3 separate regions of the Homo sapiens genome follow, and all the other regions are linked to region 1. Evidence: read pairs that join two places in POLR2A ChIA-PET (ENCODE). Cell type or tissue: GM12878. All regions are shown on one strand.

Region 1 (2,500 bases):
AGGATAAGTTATAGCTCAGATGTTACCACCCAGTTTCCTGACCATGGTGAGAGCTGTCTTCTGAACCCGTTTTTGTTTGCCTGTGGCTCTCCAAAAACGTGGCATCAAGCACTCAGCCTAATAGTGCAATGAGATTTCTTTTTTTCTCATAACAATTCTGGAAGATAAATAGGGGCAATGGCATTTATTATTTTCCCCATTTTACAGACAAAATCCAAGATACAAATAATGACAAAAAACATAAAGGCCAGTAATCGCCCAAGGGCACAAAGTCAGTGACACATTAAGAAGAGAAGCAGGATTTGTCTCTTGAGTTTTACTGTTGCTTCAGAGAATTTAAATCGTGTTTTAAATGCCTTCCTATACAGATTACAGATTTTAGAAGGCCAGAACTAGAAGAAATTTTAGATCCAATTAATTTCAAACACCCTAACTGACTGTGCATTATTGCTGATTGAGGGGAAAGGAAGATAACAAAAACAAAGACATGCATTAAAGTGAGAGTAATCCCTCCAATCATGAAATACTTCCTTCCCTATTTCCTTGGGCTAAGGTAAATGTTAAGAAACATCAAGACTGCTTGCTTAAAAACACCAGATCAAATACAACCAAGTTACTGTTCCAGTTCTTCCTACCCTCCCCCTTTAAAAAAAAATAAAGCATTCCATTTTTTCTCCTAGATTAAGTGTTTAATGAGGAAACTGTAGACCGTGGGGCACAGGTGAACTGCTGACAACTGTTGTTAAAACAACAAAGTCAGTGTCTAGTGTTATTTTCCTTCAAAGGTCAGTTACCCTTAAGTTGTAGACAAAAACATACATTCCAATTTTACCTTGTATATCACATGCTACCAAATGAACATGCAGAGAGAAAAGGAAAAATGGGCATTTCATGTCATTGCTACTTTAAAAAGATGTTTCTGGTAAAATGATTGAATCTAACATATTGAAATGAAGACTTGTTTTATAACTGTAAAATGCCTAGTTTTATAACTGTAAAATAGCTGGAGCCAAAAATAGAATCATTAATTTGAAGTGGGTAACAGAGCTAAATATGAAAGTTGAAACAATCAAACTTCTAGAGGAAAACAGAATATTCTCATGACCCTGGAGTAGGTAAAGATTTATTTTTCTTTTTTTCTTAGAGACAGGGTCTCACTCTGTTGCACAGGCTGGAATGCAGTGACATGACGTAGCTCACTGCAGCCCGGAACTCCTGGGCTTAAGCAATCTGCCCACCTCAGCTTCCTGAGTAGCTGAGACTACAGGTGTGCATCACTACACTCAGCTAATTTTTAAAAAAATGTTTGGAGAGATGGGGTCTCATTATGTTGCCCAGGCTGGTTTTAAACTCTTGGCCTTGAATGATCCTCCCGCTTTACCCTCCCAAAGTGGTAGGATTACAGGTGGGAGCCAACGTGCCTGGCAAAGAATTCTTTAGCAAGATATAAGCAGCACTTAGTCACAAAAAAGAAGCTGATAAATTAATCTTCATTAAAATTAAGAATTCTATTCATCAAATAGATTAAGAAAAATAAACAAGTTACAGACTGGGATAAAGTATTTGTATTACACATCTGACAAAGTACACATTACTGGCTGGGTGCAGTGGCTCAAGCCTGTAATCCCAGCACTTTGGGAGGCCAAGGCAGACAAACCACCTGAGGTCAGGAGTTTGAGACCAGCCTGGCCAACATGCTAAAACCCTGTCTCTACTAAAACAATACAAAAATTAGCCAGGTGTGATAGCACCTGGAAAAAAAAAAAAAAAGCCCACAAAATCAGTATGAAAAAAGACAACCCAATTAAAAAAAAAAAATCCAGCCAGGCGTGGTGGCTCATGCCTGTAATCCCAGCACTTTGGGAGGCCAAGGCAGGCGGATCACCTGAGGTCAGGAGTTTGAGACCAGCCTGGCCAACATGGTGAAACTCCACCTCTACTAAAAACACAAAAATTAGCCAGGTGGGGCGGTAGTCACCTGTAATCCCAGCTACTCAGGAGGCTGAGGCAGGAGAATCGCTGGGAGGTGGAGGTTGCAGTAAGCCGAGATTGCACCACTGAACTTCAACCTGGGCAACAGAGCGAGACTCCGTCTCAGGAAAAAAAACAAAACAAACAAACAAAAAAACGTGAATGACCAGAAAACCTTAGACGCTTCAGGAAAGAGGATCCAAAATGGCCGATAAACATAAGAAAAGACACTCAATGTAATTACTCATCAGGAAAATGCAAATTAAATTAAAACCACAATGAAATACCACTCACTACACACCCAAAAGAATGGTAAAAATTAAAAAGACTGATAATAGCAAGTGTTAACAAAAAGATGTGGAACAAGTATAACTCTCAGACATTGCTAGTGGGAGGGTAAACTGATCCAACCACTTTGGAAACTCTTTGGCAATATGTATCAAACCTAAACATACACCTATATTAGAACCCAGAAATGGTATTCCTGGGGGTGTGTGTGTGTGTGTGTATATATATAATATATAGTATA
Region 2 (2,500 bases), 90 kb after region 1:
TAGGCCGGGCGCAGTGGCTCACGCCTGTAATCCCAGCACCTTGGGAGGCCAAGGCAGGCAGATAACCTGAGGTCAGAAGTTCAAGCCCAGCTTGGTCAACATGGTGAAACCCCGTATCTACTGAAAATACAAAAATTATCCGGGTGTGGTGACGGGTGCCTGTAATCCCAGCTACTCCGGAGGCTGAGGCAGGAGAATCGCCTGAACCTGGGAGGCAGAGGTTTCAGTGAGCTGAGATCATGCCATTGCACTCCAGCCTGGGCAACAAGAGTGAAACTCCGTCTCAAAAAAATAAATAAATAAAATAATAAAAACTAAATAAAACCTTTTTAATCCATAAGCCACGGAATCAAGTCCCAATGCATCCATGGCGTGCAAGCCACAAGGATCTGCTCCCTTTTTACTTCTTTACCCCTGGCCTTTGCCACCACCCCCTCCATCCACGCAGTGATCTGGAAGCCAAGCCATTTCATGCTCCCTTGCTCTTGCACATTCTGCTTCTCCACCTGATTAACCCAGCCTTGAAAGCCCAGATCAAATGTCACTCCTTGGTGAAGCCTTCCTTGATTATACCCTGGAAAAGCTAGTGTACAGTTAAGGATGCTCTCAGCAGAAATCAACAGAAAACCCAAATAATGATTCTTACCCTAGGTTGCCATTAGAATCACCTGAGGAGCTTTTGAAAATTCCCATCACCTGGCCAGGCACGGTGGCTCACTCCTGTGATCCCAGCACTTTGGGAGGCTGAGGCAAGTGGATCACCTGAGGTCAAGAGTTCGAGACTGGCCTGGCCAACATGGAGAAAACCCGTCTCTACTAAAAATACAAAAATTAGCTGGGCATAGTGGCGTGTGCCTGTAATCCCAGCTTCTTGGGAGGCTGAGGCAGGAGAATCTCTTGAACCCAGGAGGCAGAGGCTACTGTGAGCCGAGATGGTGCCACTGCACTCCAGCCTGGGCGACAGAGTGAGACTCTGTCTCAACAAGAAAAAAAAATCTCCATTACCAGACACATGCCACATGGGTGTACCCAGGCATCAGCAGTTTTCAAAACTGCCTATATACCAGTGTGCAGCCAAGTTGAGAAGCACTGAAGTTAGGGGGTTTTCTTTCTCACGTATTGAGTCTAGAGGTGGCAGTTGCTGGTGTTGGTTGAGTAGCTCAGCGATTTCCAGGCCAACATCTCAGTAATACTCAACCCTCCCTTTATGCTTTGTTGTCTCATGGCCACGAGATGGCCTGAGTTGACCCTTTCATGTTCAAAGTAGGGGCCAGGCACGGTGGCTCACGCATGTAATCCCCAGCACTTTTTGCAGGGGGCCAAGGCAGGAGCCTTAGGAGTTTGAGACCAGCCTAGGCAACAAAGTGAGACCCTCATCTCTACAAAAAAAAAAAAAAAAATTGGCTGGTTGTGGTGGCACATGTCTGTGGTCCCAGCTACATAGAAGGCTGAGGCAGGAAGATTGCTTGAGTTTGGTAGGGGGTCAAGGCTGCAGTGAGCTGTGTTTGCATTCCAGCCCGGGCAACACAGTGAGACCCTCTCTCAAAAAAAAAGGCTGGTGCACTGGCTCACACCTGTAATCCCAGCACTTTCAGAGGCCAAGGAAGGTGGATCACCTGAGGTCAGGCGTTCAAGACCAGCCTGGCCAACATGGCGAAACCTCATCTCTGCTAAAAATACAAAAATTACCTGGGTGTGGTGATGCAGGCCTGTAATCCCAGCTACTCAGGAGGCTGAGGCAGGAGAATCACTTGAATCTGGGAAGTGAAGGTTGTAGTGAAGCGAGATCATGCAATTGCACTCCAGCCTGGGTGCACTCAGAGAGAGACTCCAGACTCTGCACTCCAGAGAGAGACTCCATCTCAAAGAAAAAAAAAAAAAAAAAGGTAGGGAGAGGAGCAGAGCCCAGCCCTATCCTCTCTTACCAGCAAATCAAAGACTGTCCCACAAACCTATTCTGCGGACTTCTGCTTAGATGTCATTGACCAGAATTGGGCCACCCTCAGCTGCAAAGGAGATTGAAGAAGTAGGCAACAGGATTTCTGATGGGCTGAGATCAATCAGGTTGAATCATCAAGGACTGAGTGCATTGCCACTCCCAAAGCCATGTGTGTTAATCTGGTAGTAGGAGGGAAGGGATGATTCTGCCATGTTATTAATACTTATTCTCTCTCTGTGCTTCACAGCTCCCTGTACAAACATCAATTAATGCAGGCAGCACATCAAAGCATTGTGGAGACATGTCTGTGCCTCCCTCCAGACCATCAATTCTCAACTCAGGCTGCTCGTTAGACATACCTGAGGAGCTTTCGAAAGAAACCAGTGCCTAGACCCCATGCACAGAGATTTTAATGTAATTGGTCCAGATGAAGCCCCAGCATAACTAATCTGTAAAAGCTCCCCAAGTGATTTGAATGTGCAGGGTGTTTTGAGAACCCTGCCATAGACCCAGCACCTTAAGAACCCTGTCTATGTCCCCTTCAACTAGCACATAAGGCTC
Region 3 (2,500 bases), 130 kb before region 1:
GGCATGCCGGTTCCTTGGCTGGAGAAGGAGTCTCCTTGTGAGGTGGTAGAAGGAGCACTGACGGCCTTGAGCCCAGTTTCTGCCTTTGTCAAATGGGGATAATGACCCAGCCACACCCCTCCCAGGGTTGTTGTGAGGCTGGAAAGGTGGTTCCCAAGAGGGTGGTTCCCAGAATTGTTGATGAGACTGTTTCTCCTGCAGCTGTGTGGACCTGGATGACAAGGGCTGCCCCGCCGAGCAGAGAGCCAGGTTGGCCTGGACCCCAGGATGTACCCTTCATTGCCCTTCACTCCCCCACTGGATGCTGGGTGGTCACTGCTGTAGGGAGGGGACCCCCTGACATATGTCCCTTCCCACCCACTCTTCCACTGTGGAACCTCCTGTCATTTTCCACTTCACCAAGTGACAGAGGACCTGCTCAGATGCTGAGGGGAGGGGACTGCAAGGAAAGATGGCTAGGAAACCCAGTCCCTCCACACCCTAGAGTAACTTGATGCCTTGTGAGGGACACAGGCAAAGTTCAATTCCTTGGAAGTCAAGGGAGACTGAGAAGAGTACAGCTGCAGCACTGAGGGAGTGATGAATTCTTAACTGGGGATGGTGGGAGGCTTCGAGTGGGAGGTGGCATTTGAGCTAGGCTTTGAGAGAGGAGCAGGTATTGCACTTGCATTTAGGTAGAAAGCATTGGGGTGCAAGGTGACACTGGAGGGGGAGGCATCAGGAAATCCAGGATGTCTTCAAAGTTCTGGTGTCGGGGGCTGTTGAGTAAGCACAGGAATAAGGGGGTCAAGTTAGAGTCAGGGTGGGGTCTGACCTGGATGCCATAGGACCTGATCCCCAAGCCACAGGGTGGGACTTGACTGGGCAGTGGGGACCTTTGGAAAGGACTTTGGGGAGAAAAACAGACTGGAGTCTGTCTTAGGCGATCATCGGTCCGTGAAATGAGCATGTGTTACAGGCTTGGTATGTACCAGACCCTGTGCTAAGCAAGGGGGTATGGAGAGGAGAGGGTGACAAGAATATTGGATCAACACCCGGGAGCTCCATCTATCCCAGGATGCACTATCTTTTTTTTATTTTTTTGAGACGGAGTCTCACTCTGCCTGCAGGCTGGAGTGCAGTGGCTCCATCTCGGTTCACTGCAACCTCTGCCTCCTGGGTTCAAGCGCTTCTTGTGCCTCAGCCTCCCAAGTAGCTGGGATTACAGGCACATGCCACCACACCCAGCTAATTTTTGTATTTTTAGTAGAGACGGGGTTTCACCATGTTGGCCAGGATGGTCTCGATCTCTTGACCTCAAGATCCGCCCACCTTGGCCTCCCAAAGTGCTGGGATTACAGACATGAGCCACCGTGCCCAGCCAGATACGCTATCTTTTTATTGAGTGATTGAGACAGGGTCTTGCTCTCTTGTCCAGTCTTGAATGTGGTGGTGTAATCACAGGCTCACTGCAGCCTTGACCTCCTGGGCTCAAGTTACCCTTCTGCAGTAGCTGGGACTATAGGAGCGTGCCACCACGCCTGGGTAATTTAAAAAATTTTTTTTGTATAGACAGGGTCTCACTATGTTGCCCGAGCTGGTCTCAAACTCGTGGGCTCAAGTGATCCTCCAGTTTTGGCCTCCCAAAATGTTGGGATCACAGGAGTGAGCCACCACTCCTGGCGATGAGCCAAGTCTTTTTTTTTTTTTTTTTTTTTTGATATGGAGTCTTGCTCTGTTGCCCAGGCTGGAGTGCAATGACACGATCTTGGCTCACTGCAACCTCTGCCTCCCAGGTTCAAGCAGTTCAAGCAATCCTCCTGTCTCAGCCCCCCAGTAGCTGGGATTACAGGCATGCGCTACCACGTCCGGCTAATTTTTGTATTTTTAGTAGAGATGAGGTTTTGCCATGTTGGCCAGGCTGGTCTTGAACTGCTGACCTCAGGTGATCCACCTGCCTCGGCCTCCCAAAGTGCTGGGATTACAGGTGTGAGCCATCGTGCCTGGCGGAGCCGAGTCTTAAAAGATGACCCTGTGGAGAAATGGTGGTCCAGGCTGAAGGGACAGCCTATGCAAACACTGGGAGGTGTGGAAAATCATGACCTGTGGGTGGAAATTTTGGCTAGAACATCAAAATCATCAGGTGTACATTCCTGTACCCATGCAGCAGTCAGAATCTCTGGGGGTGGGGCCCCAAAATTGTATGCATACAGACTGTGTGCTGATTTGTGATATTACTTAGGATTTTTTGACTTTACAATGGTGGAAAAGCAATAATATACATTCAGTATAAACCGTACTTTGAATACCCATACAGCCATTCTGTTTTTCACTTTTATTTTTATTTATTTATTTATTTATTATTTATTTTGAGATGTCATTTTGCTGTTGTTACCCAGGCTGGAGTGCAATGGCGCAGTCTTGGCTCACCGCAACCTCCACCTCTCAGGTTCAAACGATTCTCCTGCTTCAGCCTCCAGAGTGGCTGGGATTACAGGCAGGCACCACCACACCCGGCTAA

Evidence for each region. ChIA-PET counts read pairs that join two places held together with the same protein. Peaks named below come from ENCODE experiments on the same cell type or tissue, not always from the same donor. Only the 100,000 strongest peaks of a DNase experiment are listed, where the experiment ranks them.
Region 2: POLR2A ChIA-PET joins it to region 1 with 6 read pairs; 6 of 35 experiments call an interaction of 5 or more read pairs at or near these places.
Region 3: POLR2A ChIA-PET joins it to region 1 with 5 read pairs; 6 of 35 experiments call an interaction of 5 or more read pairs at or near these places.

Annotation. Positions count from the first base shown.
Region 1 is chr17:39,847,556-39,850,055 of GRCh38, forward strand. All of the region lies in intron 1 of IKZF3 (IKAROS family zinc finger 3), which reads right to left. Among named protein-coding and RNA genes, the nearest start is that of IKZF3, 16 kb to the right of the region's middle. In GM12878, no CTCF peak of the experiment used is centred here; no DNase peak of the experiment used is centred here; H3K27ac peaks cover 1,077 bases.
Region 2 is chr17:39,937,152-39,939,651 of GRCh38, forward strand. The region is part of intron 2 of LRRC3C (leucine rich repeat containing 3C); the gene reads left to right. Among named protein-coding and RNA genes, the nearest start is that of LRRC3C, 11 kb to the left of the region's middle. RefSeq lists enhancers at 1,176-1,295, 1,306-1,355. In GM12878, a CTCF peak has its summit at 1,233; a DNase peak (open chromatin) is centred at 1,136; H3K27ac peaks cover 761 bases.
Region 3 is chr17:39,719,586-39,722,085 of GRCh38, forward strand. It overlaps ERBB2 (erb-b2 receptor tyrosine kinase 2), which reads left to right. Exons shown (of 27, transcript NM_004448.4): 16 at 202-249. Among named protein-coding and RNA genes, the nearest start is that of MIR4728, 5.7 kb to the right of the region's middle. In GM12878, no CTCF peak of the experiment used is centred here; no DNase peak of the experiment used is centred here.